Regions from separate parts of the Homo sapiens genome. Here region 1 is linked to region 2. A link is a contact called in ENCODE Hi-C or POLR2A ChIA-PET data. All regions are on one chromosome and are shown on one strand. The core of a region is the stretch at or near the end of the contact, and the rest is flanking DNA. Distances in the headings are between cores, read along the strand shown. Region 1 holds the start of ARHGEF3 (Rho guanine nucleotide exchange factor 3). Region 2 holds the start of SPATA12 (spermatogenesis associated 12).

Evidence for each region. Hi-C counts contacts between places; a loop is a spot of excess contacts on that map. ChIA-PET counts read pairs that join two places held with the same protein, here RNA polymerase II (POLR2A). Pooled maps may share reads with other maps.
Region 1: a loop to region 2 is called in a pooled map, with 2.2 times the contacts of the local background. The contact joins the promoter of ARHGEF3 here to the promoter of SPATA12 in region 2. A Hi-C loop is called at or near these places in 6 of 168 maps with a recorded cell type or tissue (B cell, GM12878, OCI-LY7 and 3 more) and 11 of 50 pooled maps. POLR2A ChIA-PET finds 5 or more read pairs at or near these places in 3 of 52 experiments (GM12878, OCI-LY7 and activated B cell).

The regions. Positions count from the first base shown.
Region 1 is chr3:56,800,109-56,805,965 of GRCh38, forward strand. It overlaps ARHGEF3 (Rho guanine nucleotide exchange factor 3), which reads right to left and starts at 1,841. Exons shown (of 10, transcript NM_019555.3): 1 at 1,595-1,841. The coding sequence starts at 1,690. RefSeq lists a silencer at 1,841-2,010.
Region 2 is chr3:57,058,467-57,064,309 of GRCh38, forward strand. It overlaps SPATA12 (spermatogenesis associated 12), which reads left to right and starts at 2,198. Exons shown (of 2, transcript NM_181727.2): 1 at 2,198-2,320. It also overlaps a transcript of ARHGEF3 not described here. RefSeq lists an enhancer at 5,323-5,843.

The DNA.
Region 1 (5,857 bases), core at 591-3,090, 260 kb before region 2:
AAGTTTTACCTAAGCCTTTAGCTAAACTACTCAAAAACACAGGACTAAGTAATAGTAGGAAGGGACTGGTTAGAGTCCTCAGCTATCCTCACTATTCTTTTCTTTGGCCCACTTCAATTTATTAATTTATTGGTTATGCCTTTCTTCCTTACAAGTGGAGTTTGAGTGGGCACCAATTGCGCTGCTCCTATGTTGATTAAATTAGGAAGTTCCCACTGAAAAAATATTATATCCATTCCAGGCCTGACCAACCTGAATTCTATGCAAATGCCACTAGGGCCATCACACTTTCACAGCTGCTGGCAACAAAAACTCTTTGTGATAATATTCGACTGAGCTGGAGTGTAGGGTTGGGTTTGAGTGAGGGAGAAGTTAGTTTGTGCTCAGCGTATAGAAAGCTGAATACAACCAGAGACTGCTTGGAGTCCTGTCAGCCTGGAGCAGCTCTTGCTAGAGGAAATGAATCTTTGATGGTGTGCTCCCGAATATACATGATTCAGTGAGCCAAGTGCATACAGCTGAGCAGACCCAAGGAAGGCGAGTGGGTGGAACCTCAAGAATGCTGTGACAAGGCCGGATGCACACCTGCCTTCAGCCTTTCCCCAGTGGTGGTGGTGATGTTTGATGTTCGCAGAGTGAGGTGTGGGAGAGTGGAAAGCTCCCAGATACACGCATGAGCGGCAATGACTAGCTGGGTCCTGTGGGTTCCACCGCAGCTTGACCACAGCAAAGCTGTAATCTAGCGAAAGCGACTGTATTCCCTAAGACCCTCAAAGAGAGGGATGCTTTCTCCTCCAGCTGAACCCAACCTTTAAGGCCAGTGAGCTATGTGCCAGAGAAATAACACGCAAGAGGAAAAGGCAGACTAAACATAACCTGGGAGCACTCCTTCACATCGCCCGCAAGGCACAGGAAAGTTCCCAGAAAGAGAAATGTTTCCAATGTTCCAAGGCAGCTTTCCATTGACCCTAAGGACTTTAATTCATTTTCAAGATCCATGTGGGAGACACTCCAATTTACTCATTTAGCCCCAGCCCCCCGGCTGAATGACCCTCACTGGCCACAGGTGATAGGCAGAGGCGCTGTGTCCTGTTTTTGCTGCCAAAGGGCTGCAAGGCCAAGTCTGACAGGTGAGAGGGCTGGTACGTCCCTCTGCTCTCACAACCCAGGCAAAAAAAACTCGCTTAAAGGGTAGCGACACTGGGGCTTGCTGACACTTCCCTGACACTGGGGCTTGCTGACAGTAGGAGAAAGTCCCTCTGAGAGTCCAGACAGAAGATGGACAGTCTGAGAGCCCTGCAAAGGCAAGGAGGCAGTTGCTCCCAGACCGGCAGGTAGAGGGACAGGGAGAGAGGAGGCAGCTAGTGCTTGGTCCACAGAGAAAAAGCGAGAGAAAAGGAGACAGGGTGAGAGATGGCGACGGGGAGACACAAAGAAGACTGTGGGAGAGATGTAGAGAGAGAAAGTGGCACACACGGAGAGTGAGAGATGGAAACAGAGACAGTGACACTGGACGGGCGCCGAGAATGGGAGATGGAGGCAGACGAGACAGGCAGATGACCCATAGAGGTCCAGGTGCAGGGCGCGGCCCTACCTCAGCGTCCTTGGCCGGACCGCTGGCCGGGGGTAGCTCCAGGCTGCAGTTCGCTCTCTTGACCGTGAGGTAGAAGGGGTAATCCTTGGCCACCATGGCGGCTGCCGGGCCTGCCCTTTGGGATGTCACCGCTGACCCTAGGCGACTACAAAACTCCCAGGCAAAAGGGGGCCCCAGCTCCACGATGCCGGGCGGCGGCGGCGACACGGAGACCGACAGCCGGCTTCTAGCCGGGCAGGACTCGACTGGGCTCCGGAGCCGAGTGGGCGGGACCGTGCCAGCCACGCCTTGATGGGTGGGGAGGGGGCGGGCCGCCGGCTCGGCACCGCCCCACGCTGCCGGGAGGGCCCACGTGCCGCAGCGCGGACACCTCCTGGGGCTGCGAGGGGCGTGGGGCGGTCCCGCGGGTGGAGAGGGACCTCTCTCTCCCCGCTGGTATTCGACTCCGGGCGCCCCCGCAGAGCGTGGGCCGCGATTGCGGGGCAGGCAGACCCCATGATAGCTCCTTTCGGGCTCTTTGGCACTCTCCGGGTGAAAGGCTGCTGGTAGAAAGGAGGCTGGGGCGAAACCGGGCAACGGGGAGAAAGGAGGCTGTAGTGACACCTGGAGGCAGGAAGGAGCCTGGGGGGAAAAGCGAGCGTTTTAAAAGCCCACATTAGAAAGGGGTGGTGTTCTCTCTTACCCTGTTCCCAGGCCACTGCACGTTTTTTTTGTTTTGTTTTGTTTTTGTTTGGTTTTTTAAATGAATGTCAGTGGAATATAATCTACAAATGGCAAAATGCACCCATTTTAAGAGTACCGTTTGTTGAGTTCTGACAAATGTAAACACCCGTATAACCACCTCCACAGTCGGTATACGAAACATTTCCACCACCCCCGGAAAATTCCCTCGAGACCTTTCCCACTTTGCACCAACTTTTAAATTTGACTAGCATATTCAGAGGCTGCCTGACACTCGAGGGCAATCTGACAGAGTGTCCTTCAAGTATAAAGCTGTGCATGGATGACCTGGCACTACCACACCTTTCTGGATCCTTTTTGGAGAAACAATGACATTATAAATGCCCAAGAAGGCGATTGATCTTAAGGTTGTTTGCAGCAGCCCTGTCTGGGGCAGTAAAAAATAAAAAATAACTGGAAACAATGGTAATATATCCATCAATAGGGAGTGCTTAAATAAACTTTCTTCACTGTGTAATACCGCTTAGCAGCAGTGAAAAAGGAGATGGGTCTATGGGTGTGGCATGGAAAGATCTCCAATGTATTAGACTCAGTTTAAAAATAATTGCAGACTAAGCATAATACAATACCATTTGTGTTAAAAAAAAATACAAGTTTACCAAAGAATATCATATATTTTCTATAAAGACATATTTGTGGGTAAATAGCATTGAACACTGTCTACAAGAATCCACAGCAAGCTTTTACCAGTTCCCCTGTGGCTGAAGGGAGGCACCTGGGTTTAAAGAATTAAAGATAGTGAACAAAAGGGACTTAAGCTTATAGCTCATGTTTTAAAATTTTTTATAAGAAAAATACAGCCTGGGCAGCAGTGAAACCCTGTGTCTACAAAAAAAATACAAAAAATTAGCCAGGGATGGTGGTGCACACCTGTAATCCCAACTACTCCAGAGGCTGAGGTGGGAGGATCACTTGAGCCTGGGAGGCAGAAGTTGCAGTGAGCCAAGATCATACCACTGCACTCCAGCCTGGGTGACAGAGACCCTGAGAAAAAATAAAAAAGAAAAGAAAAAAAGAAAGAAATAGAGGAAGGAAGAAAGGAAAAAGAAAAGAAAAGAAAAGAAAAAAGAAAAGATGGCTAGGTAGAGTGGCTCACACCTGTAATCCCAACACTTTGGAAGGCCAAGGCAGCAGTGTGGCTTGAGGCCAACAGTTCAAGACCAGCCTAAGCAACATAGCAAGACCCTGCCTCTACAAAAAAATTTAAAAATTAGCCAGGTATGGTAGTGCATGCCTGTAGTCTCAGCTAATCCCGAGGTTGAGGTGGGAGGATTCCTGAGCCCAAGAGTTCAAGGCTGTGGTGAGCTATGGTTGCACCACTGCACTCTAGCCTGGTGACAGAGTGAGACCCTGTCTCAAGAGAAAAAAAGAAAAATACCTTCATTCATGGCACTTCTTGGGAAATTATAGTTTTTTAAAATATTATAATTATCATATTTTCTTTCTTTTTTTTTTTTTTGAGATAGGGTCTTGCTTTGTTGCCCAGGCTGGAGTGTAGTGGCATGATCTTGGCTCACTGCAACCTTCTCCTCCTGGGCTCAAGTGATCTTTCCACCTCAGCCTCCCAAGTAGCTGGGACTACAGGCCTGGACCAGTGTGCCCAGCTAATTTTTGTATTTTTGTAGAGACAGGGTTTTGCCATGTTTGCCCAGGCTGGTCTCCAACCCCTGAGCTCAAGCAATCCACCTGCCTCAACCACCCAAAGTGCTGGGATTACAGGTGTAAGCCACCATGCCCAGCCCTAAAATGATCATCTCTCAAAAGTTATTTTGTAGACTGTACTGTTGAATCTTTTTCCTCCTCATGTGGAAAGTCATGACTACATCAGGTGGTGATCTATGGAGACACTATCTTTTGTTTTTACTTCCTGGGGATGCAGGGGATAGTGGGAATGGTGATATCCAGTCCCTGTTTGCGTGCTCTTTGCTTCTAGCTGAGGTCAGAACCCAGCAGTTCCTACTTCTCAGGCAGGACACCTCATAATACATAGCTCTTCATCCCAGGTATCAAATCCACACCCTCACACTAAATCCACTTACTTTCCTACCCAGCTAGTGCAGACAAACTGCCTTTGGAGGCAGAAAGAATTGGGCCCTGTGTAACCAGCCTGTTATTACCACACATGTAAATGAAGCTCCTGAATGGGTGGAGGTTCCAACTGAAATTGAAGAGAGCACCTGAGTTTTTTTCCCTCGATAGATAACCTGAAGCAATAGGAAGAAAACTGTCTCAGAAGAGGTATGGGGCAGGAAAGAGCACCTCAGAACCACTGATTTTTCCTATTTGTATTCCTGAACACAATTTTATCCTTTTAGCCTGAGCTGTGCTGATGGGGAGCTCACACAAGTGCTCCAAAAGCTTAGCCAAGCTTGGTGGGGGTGTGAGAGTAACCTCATCTCCAAGTAGCCCCTGATTAACTATGCAGCCAAAGGCAGGGCCAGAGGCAGTGACATGCGTCACTCAGGGCTTGTCTGGCCACCAAGAACCTGTGCCCAAGTACCCGAGCCACTTCTTATTCCTCTTTCTCTGCCTGCTCTTCTGGCCCTCACAGTCCACTATCTCAACTAGAACACATTTGCCATCAAAGCCACTGGCTTTGACTCCCAGAAGAGCTTGCTGGGCCGTGTTCTCAAGTTGGAAAATATACTTACAGCACTTGGTGAAGAAAATAGTCACCCTGGCGACGTCTGATAGCCCTGGGACTGGGTTGCTCATTGCAGTATCCTTAGGGCCAAGCAGGGAGTCTGACATACCATAAATCCAGTGTAACAGTAAACAAACCCTAAGAAATATGTTTATTTTATTTTTTTGAGACAGGTCTCACTTTGTTGCCCAGGCTGGAGTGCAGTGGCACAATCTTGGCTCACTGCAGCCTCAACCTCCTGGTCTCAAGCAATCCTCCCGCCTCAGCCCCTCAAGTAGCTGGGACTACAGGCACACGTCACCACGCCCAGCTAATTTTTATATTTTTTGTAGAGATGAGGTTTCACCATGTTGCTCAGGCTGGTCTTGAATTCCTGAGCTCAAGTGATCCACCCACCTCGGCCTCCCAAAGCGCTAGGATTACAAGCATAAGCCACTGTGCCTGGCCTCCGAAGAAATGTTAAAGTGCAACTTAGGTTGAAGCACAACTATTGCAGAGCAATGAACAGTCATATTGATTGATGAGAAGGCTGCCGTATCCATCTTCTCTTAAAACATTTCTTTGCTTTCCTTAAAATATACTGGAGCCATAAAAATCAATAAATACACAGGGCTACACAACATATATATGACAAACATACCTCTTTTCCACTATACATGCTAGGCAAAGAGAGACAGACAGAGGCAGAGAGATTACTAATGGCCTGTAACAATTTAAATAGTGCTATAAAAAAGCATAAGCTACAAAAGGAAAGATGGGAATCTGGAATTCTCTTGGGTGGTCTGATTCTTCCAAGCTTCTTATAGCACGAATGTCTCACCATCCAGAATAGGATTCTGGTGTTTAAATACAGATATTTTTGGTACAACAAAGCCTAT
Region 2 (5,843 bases), core at 948-3,447:
TTGAAATGCTCACATGCCAGGAAACAACAGGTGCTGGAGAGGATGTGGAGAAATAGGAAAACTTTTACACTGTTGGTGGGACTGTAAACTAGTTCAACCATTGTGGAAGTCGGTGTAGCGATTCCTCAGGGATCTAGAACTAGAAATACCATTTGACCCAGCCATCCCACTACTGGGTATATACCCAAAGGATTATAAATCATGCTGCTATAAAGACACATGCACACGTATGTTTATTGCGGCACTATTCACAATAGCAAAGACTTGGAACCAACCCAATGTCCAACAATGATAGACTGGATTAAGAAAATGTGGCACATATACACCATGGAATACTATGCAGCCATAAAAAATGATGAGTTCATGTCCTTTGTAGGGACATGGATGAAGCTGGAAACTATCATTCTCAGCAAACTATCGCAAGGACAAGAAACCAAACACCGCATGTTCTCACTCATAGGTGGGAATTGAACAATGAGAACACATGGACGTAAGAAGGGGAACATCACACACCAGGGACTGTTGTGGGGTGGGGGGAGGGGGGAGGGATAGCATTAGGAGATATACCTAATGTAAATGATGAGTTAATGGGTGCAGCACGCCAACATGGCACATGTATAGATATGTAACAAACCTGCACGTTGTGCACATGTACCCTAAAACTTAAAGTATAATAATAATAAAAAAAAGAAATGCTGACATGCAATCATACTTAACTATGCCTTTTTTTACTATAAAATATATTCATTACTTGTATTTTCTAAATTTTTTCATAAGCACAGGGAAAAAATTTTAAGCCTTGTCTTTAAGCCTAGAGCAAGGGTGTCCAATTTTTTGGCTTCTCTGGGACACACTGGAAGAAGAATTGTCTTGGGCCACACATAAAATACACTAACACTAACAATAGCTGATGAACTAAAAAAAAAACTCATAATGTTTTTTAAAAGTTTATGAATTTGTATTGGGCCACATGTTAGACAAGCTTGGCCTAAAGATAAGTCACATTTTGGAGTCTGTTCTTCCCCGTGTGTGTATGAGTTGGGGGTGGGGGGAGGGAGGGTGGTGAGCAGCATGATTACAAGTCCAGGCTCCTTAATCAGTGATAGGTTCAAATCTGGCTCTGCTATCTGCCACCCACATAGCCTCAGGCAAGTTGCTTCCCTCCATAAGCACATTTCCTCTTCTGCAAAGTAGGACTGAAATGACTGCCTGATGGGGTGACAATGAGGCTTTAAAAAGACGAAGAGGGGCTGGGTATGGTGGCTCACGCCTGTAATCACAGCACTTTGGGAGGCCAAGTTGGGCAGATCACCTAAGGTCCAGAGTTCAAGACCAGCCTGACAAACATGGAGAAACCCCATCTCTACTAAAAATACAAAAGTAGCCAGGCATGGTGGCACATGCCTGTAATCCCAGCTACTCGGGAGGCTGAGGCAGGAGAATCGCTTGAACCTGGGAAGCAGAGGTTGCAGTCAGCGGAGATCACGCCATTGCACTCCAGCCTGGGCAACAAGAGTGAAACTCTATCTCAAAAATAAAAATAAAAATAAAAATAAATAGATGAAGTGAGGGACAAGGCATGGTGGCTCACACCTGTAATCCCAGCACTTTGGGAGGCCAAGGCGGGAGGATCACTTGAGCCTAGGAGTTCAAGAGCTGACTGGACAACATAGCGAGACCCCATCTCTATAAAAAATTTTAAAATTAGCTGGGTGTGTGACATGTACCTACAGTCCCTGTGGGAGGATCTCTTGAGCCTGGGAGGTCAAGGCTGCAGGGAGCCGTGATTGTGCCACGGCACTCCAGCCTGGGCGACAGAGCTGAGATTCTGTCTCAAAAAAAAAAAAAAAAGGAACTTAGCCCAGGGCCCGTATGCAGCAAGCACTTAAATGGTATAGCTGCTGCTACTCGGGTTATCAAAAAGGAGCTGCAAAAAAGTCTAGGTTCTGCAGGAGAGCCCTTCCAAGAACCTGCCCAGGAAGTGGGTACACCTGTCCCCACCCCCACAGTAGGAGTCAGAATCAGGGACTGGAAGGGATGGGGTTCCTGGAGGAAGCTCACAGCAGCAGCAGCCTCTGAGTCACAACTCAGCCCCTCCCTGGCATATCCCTTTGTTTGCTGGGAGTTGAGCTGTGACTCACAAAGGCTCTGGTCCCGGGCTGGGCCCATGTGACCCAGGGTCCTGACTGCCCTGCCCACAGTCACTGAGAAAATTCTTTGTGCAGGCTCACCTTCCCCTCATCTCCCCCACTCTTCCTGATCCTGCAGCGTCAGATCCCAGCCTGCAGTATCAGACCTCAAAAGGAGCCTCTGGTGTCTTGTGAGTAGTTTACCTGCCGCCCCACCCCCACCCCGAAACACACACACACACATGGGCACACACCACCACCACTTCTTTTTTGGCCTGTGCCTGTTTTTTCACTGTGCTACATTTTGACATAAGTTCAATCTATAAAGAAAAAGTCCAGGAGAGTCCAACTCCTCTTATACTCTTTTTTATTGTGGTAAAATATAATATAAAACATACCACTTTAACCATTTTTAAGTGTACAGTTCAGTGACATCTAGCACATTCACCATATTGTACAACTCTTACCATTATCCATTTCCAGAACTTTGTTGTCATTCTAAACAGAAACTGTGTACCCATTCAGCGGTAACTCCTCCTGCACCTGCCCCTCTCCCAGCCCCTACTGTATTAATACTTCTCTCTCTAAACTTGCTATTCCAGGTACCCCCTGTAAGTGTCCTTTTGTGACTGACTTTTCTCATGTAGCATAATACTTTCATGGATCAGCATGTTGTAGCATGTGTCAAAAATTCCTTTATTTATTATTATTTTTTTTTTTGCAATGGGGTCTGGCCCTGTCATCCAGGCAGGAGTACAGTGGCACGATCATAACTCACTGCAGCCTCAAACTCCTGGGCTCAAGAGATCCTCCTATCTTGGCCTCCCAAAGTGCCAGCATTACAGGTGTGAGCCATCTCACTCAACCAGAAATTCCTTCCTTTTTAAGGCTAAATAATATTCCATTGTATGTACATACCACATTTTGTTTATCCATTCATCTGTCAATAGACATTTGTATTATTTTTACCTTTTGGCTATTGTGAATAACGCTGCTGGGAACATGGGAATGCAAGTATCTGTTTGGATCTCTGCTTTCATTTCTTTGGGTATATACCCAGATTTGGAATTGCTGGACTATATGATACCTCTATGTTTAACTCCTGTTACACTTTTAGGATTCTGGCAGCCACCACAGCTAACTCTCAGTGAGCAGTCTCTCATCCTGTGTTACTCACCACTCTAAGAATTTTTATTAACTCATTTAGTCCTGAGGTGTGGTATAATTATTTTCATCCCCATTTTACAGACAAAGAACCTGAGGTGAGAGAGGTCCTCCTTCTCAGATGGCAGCATCAGTATCTGAGCCCGCATAGGTTCAGATTTAAATTGTTTCTCCGGTTGTGACAAAAACAAGGTGCTGCTCTGCCTACAAGCATTTTCTGCCCTGAATAATGCCTTTGGGAGGGTTTCCACATCTTTCCTTGCTCTGGACTAAGGATCAAGTAAAAAAAGAGAGTGGGGCAGGGATGCTCCACTGGATTGGATCTGTCTAGACTCACTGCTAGCAGTGAGAAATCCAACTCCATCTAGATGGGTGAGAAGGGGGATTTGTAGGAAGATCCCTGGAGCAGCTCAGTCATGTGACTAGATCCAAAGGCAATGTGCCCAACCCTCCCCTCGCAGCTCCACACTCTGGGCCTGTCCTCACTGCTCTAGCGCTGGGTGAGTGCCTTCAAGCACCTTCTCTGCCACTTCTGAGTGGGTTAGGATGACCCTGAGGAAGCCCACAGCCTGGCAAGGGTGGCTTGTGTCTAGCTCCAGACCGGCTACCACAGCCGAGGGGAGGGGAACCATGATAGGCCCAGCCAGGACCACAGCCCCCACTCGGGCTCAGGCTAGGCTCAGGAGCACGGCGGCGGGGGCGGGGGGTGCTCAGGAGCATGGGGAAGCCTTTCAGAGAAGAGGGAAGGAAGCAGGGCAAGTGCCCAGCACAGATGCTGCATAATCTACAATAGCAAAAGATTGGAAGCTGCCCAGTAGTACTGAACAAAACAAGGTTAAATAAAGCTGCTCTAGCCACTCAGCAAAACACTATGTAGCTGTTTAACAAGCAGGAATATCTGGTGGGAATGACAGGACTCGCTGTTTCTCTGTCTACACACATGCACACACACACACACACAACAAACATGCACACACACATACATACACATATGTAATAATTCACAGGTAAGAAAAATATAGGCAAGAATTATATCATAATAGAAGAATCAAATGGCTTTTAATCTGTTTACCAAACTTTTCTTTACGGGTTCAACAAATTATTGTCTGTACCAGGCAAGGCACTGGGGACATGACAGGGAACACAATAGAAGAAAAATCCCTGCCCTCATGGAATTTACATTCTAGTGGGGGAGGCAGATGACAAGATAAATAAGCAAAATACACCTTATATTGGATAACGATAGTGTAAGGAGAAAAAGCAATGAAGGCAAAGGGGAAGTTGGGATGCAGTGGTAACGGTTTAGACACGATGACCAGGGAAGGCTGAAGGAAATGAGGGACCAAGCTCTGCAGATATTGGGAGAGGTGCATTTTGGGCAGCGGGAATAGCAGGTGCAAAGGCCCTGAGGTGCCCACGCAGGGAACAGCATGGAGGTGATGTGGCTAGAGTGCGGTTATGAGGGGGAAGGGCAAACTAAGAGAGGAGTCAGAGAGGAAATGCAGCCAGATCACATGGGGCCTTGCAGCCAGCCACCCTAAAGGCTTTGGCTTTGTTGCAGTGAAATGAGAGCTATTTGAGGGCTTTGAGCAGAGAAGTAGCCAACCCTTCAGAAGGTTCCCTCTGACTCTGAGTTGAGAACAAGCTGAAAGGAGGTAAAGGCAGAGGCTTGGAGGCCGCAGTCATTCAGGTGAGAGGGGAGAATGACCTGGAGGGTGGTAGGAGCGGGAGGGGAGCAGTGGCCACTCTACAAGTAGAGTCTTTTGACAAGTGAAGAGAAGAGAGATACAAAAGTCAAAGATGACGCCCCAGGCTTTGGGCCTGAGCAACCAGGAGGTTGGGGTGCTCCTTAACAGAGATGTGGGAAGAGGATCAGGAGAGTCGGGCATCCTAGAAGCCAGGTGAGACAAGGCTTCGAGGAAGAGAAAGTGACCAACTCCATCACACGCTGCTGGTAGTCAGGAAGGATGGCAACAGAGAACAGGCCATTGGGATGAGCAACCAGGCACTCACTGTAGACCTTGGTAAGAGATATCTGGGGAGAGGGGAGTGGAAGCCAAGCCTGCCTGAAATGAGGGGCTCAAAAGAGAATGGGATAGCAGCATCATTCACAATAGACAAAAGGTGGAAGCAACTCAGTGTCCATGACAGATGAATGGTAGAACAAAATGTGGCAAATGCATAGAATTGAATAATATTCTGCCTTAAAAAGGAGGGAAATTCCATGCCAGCTGTGCTGGCTCACGCCTGTAATCCCAGCACTTTGGGAGGCCCAGGGAGGGGGACTGCCTGAGCTCAGGGGCTCGAGACCAGCCTGGGCAACATGGCAAAACCCTGTCTCTACCAAAAATACAAAAAAATTAATTGGGCATAGTGGTGCATGCCTGTAGTCCCAGCTAACCCGGAAGCTGAGGTCAGAGGATTGCTTGAGCCTGGGGGGTAGAGGTTGCAGTGAGCTGAGATTGTGCCACTGCAGCAATCAGTGACAGAGTGAGGCCCCGTCTCAAAAAACAAAACAGAAAACCAAAAACCAAGAAGGAAATTCTTTCT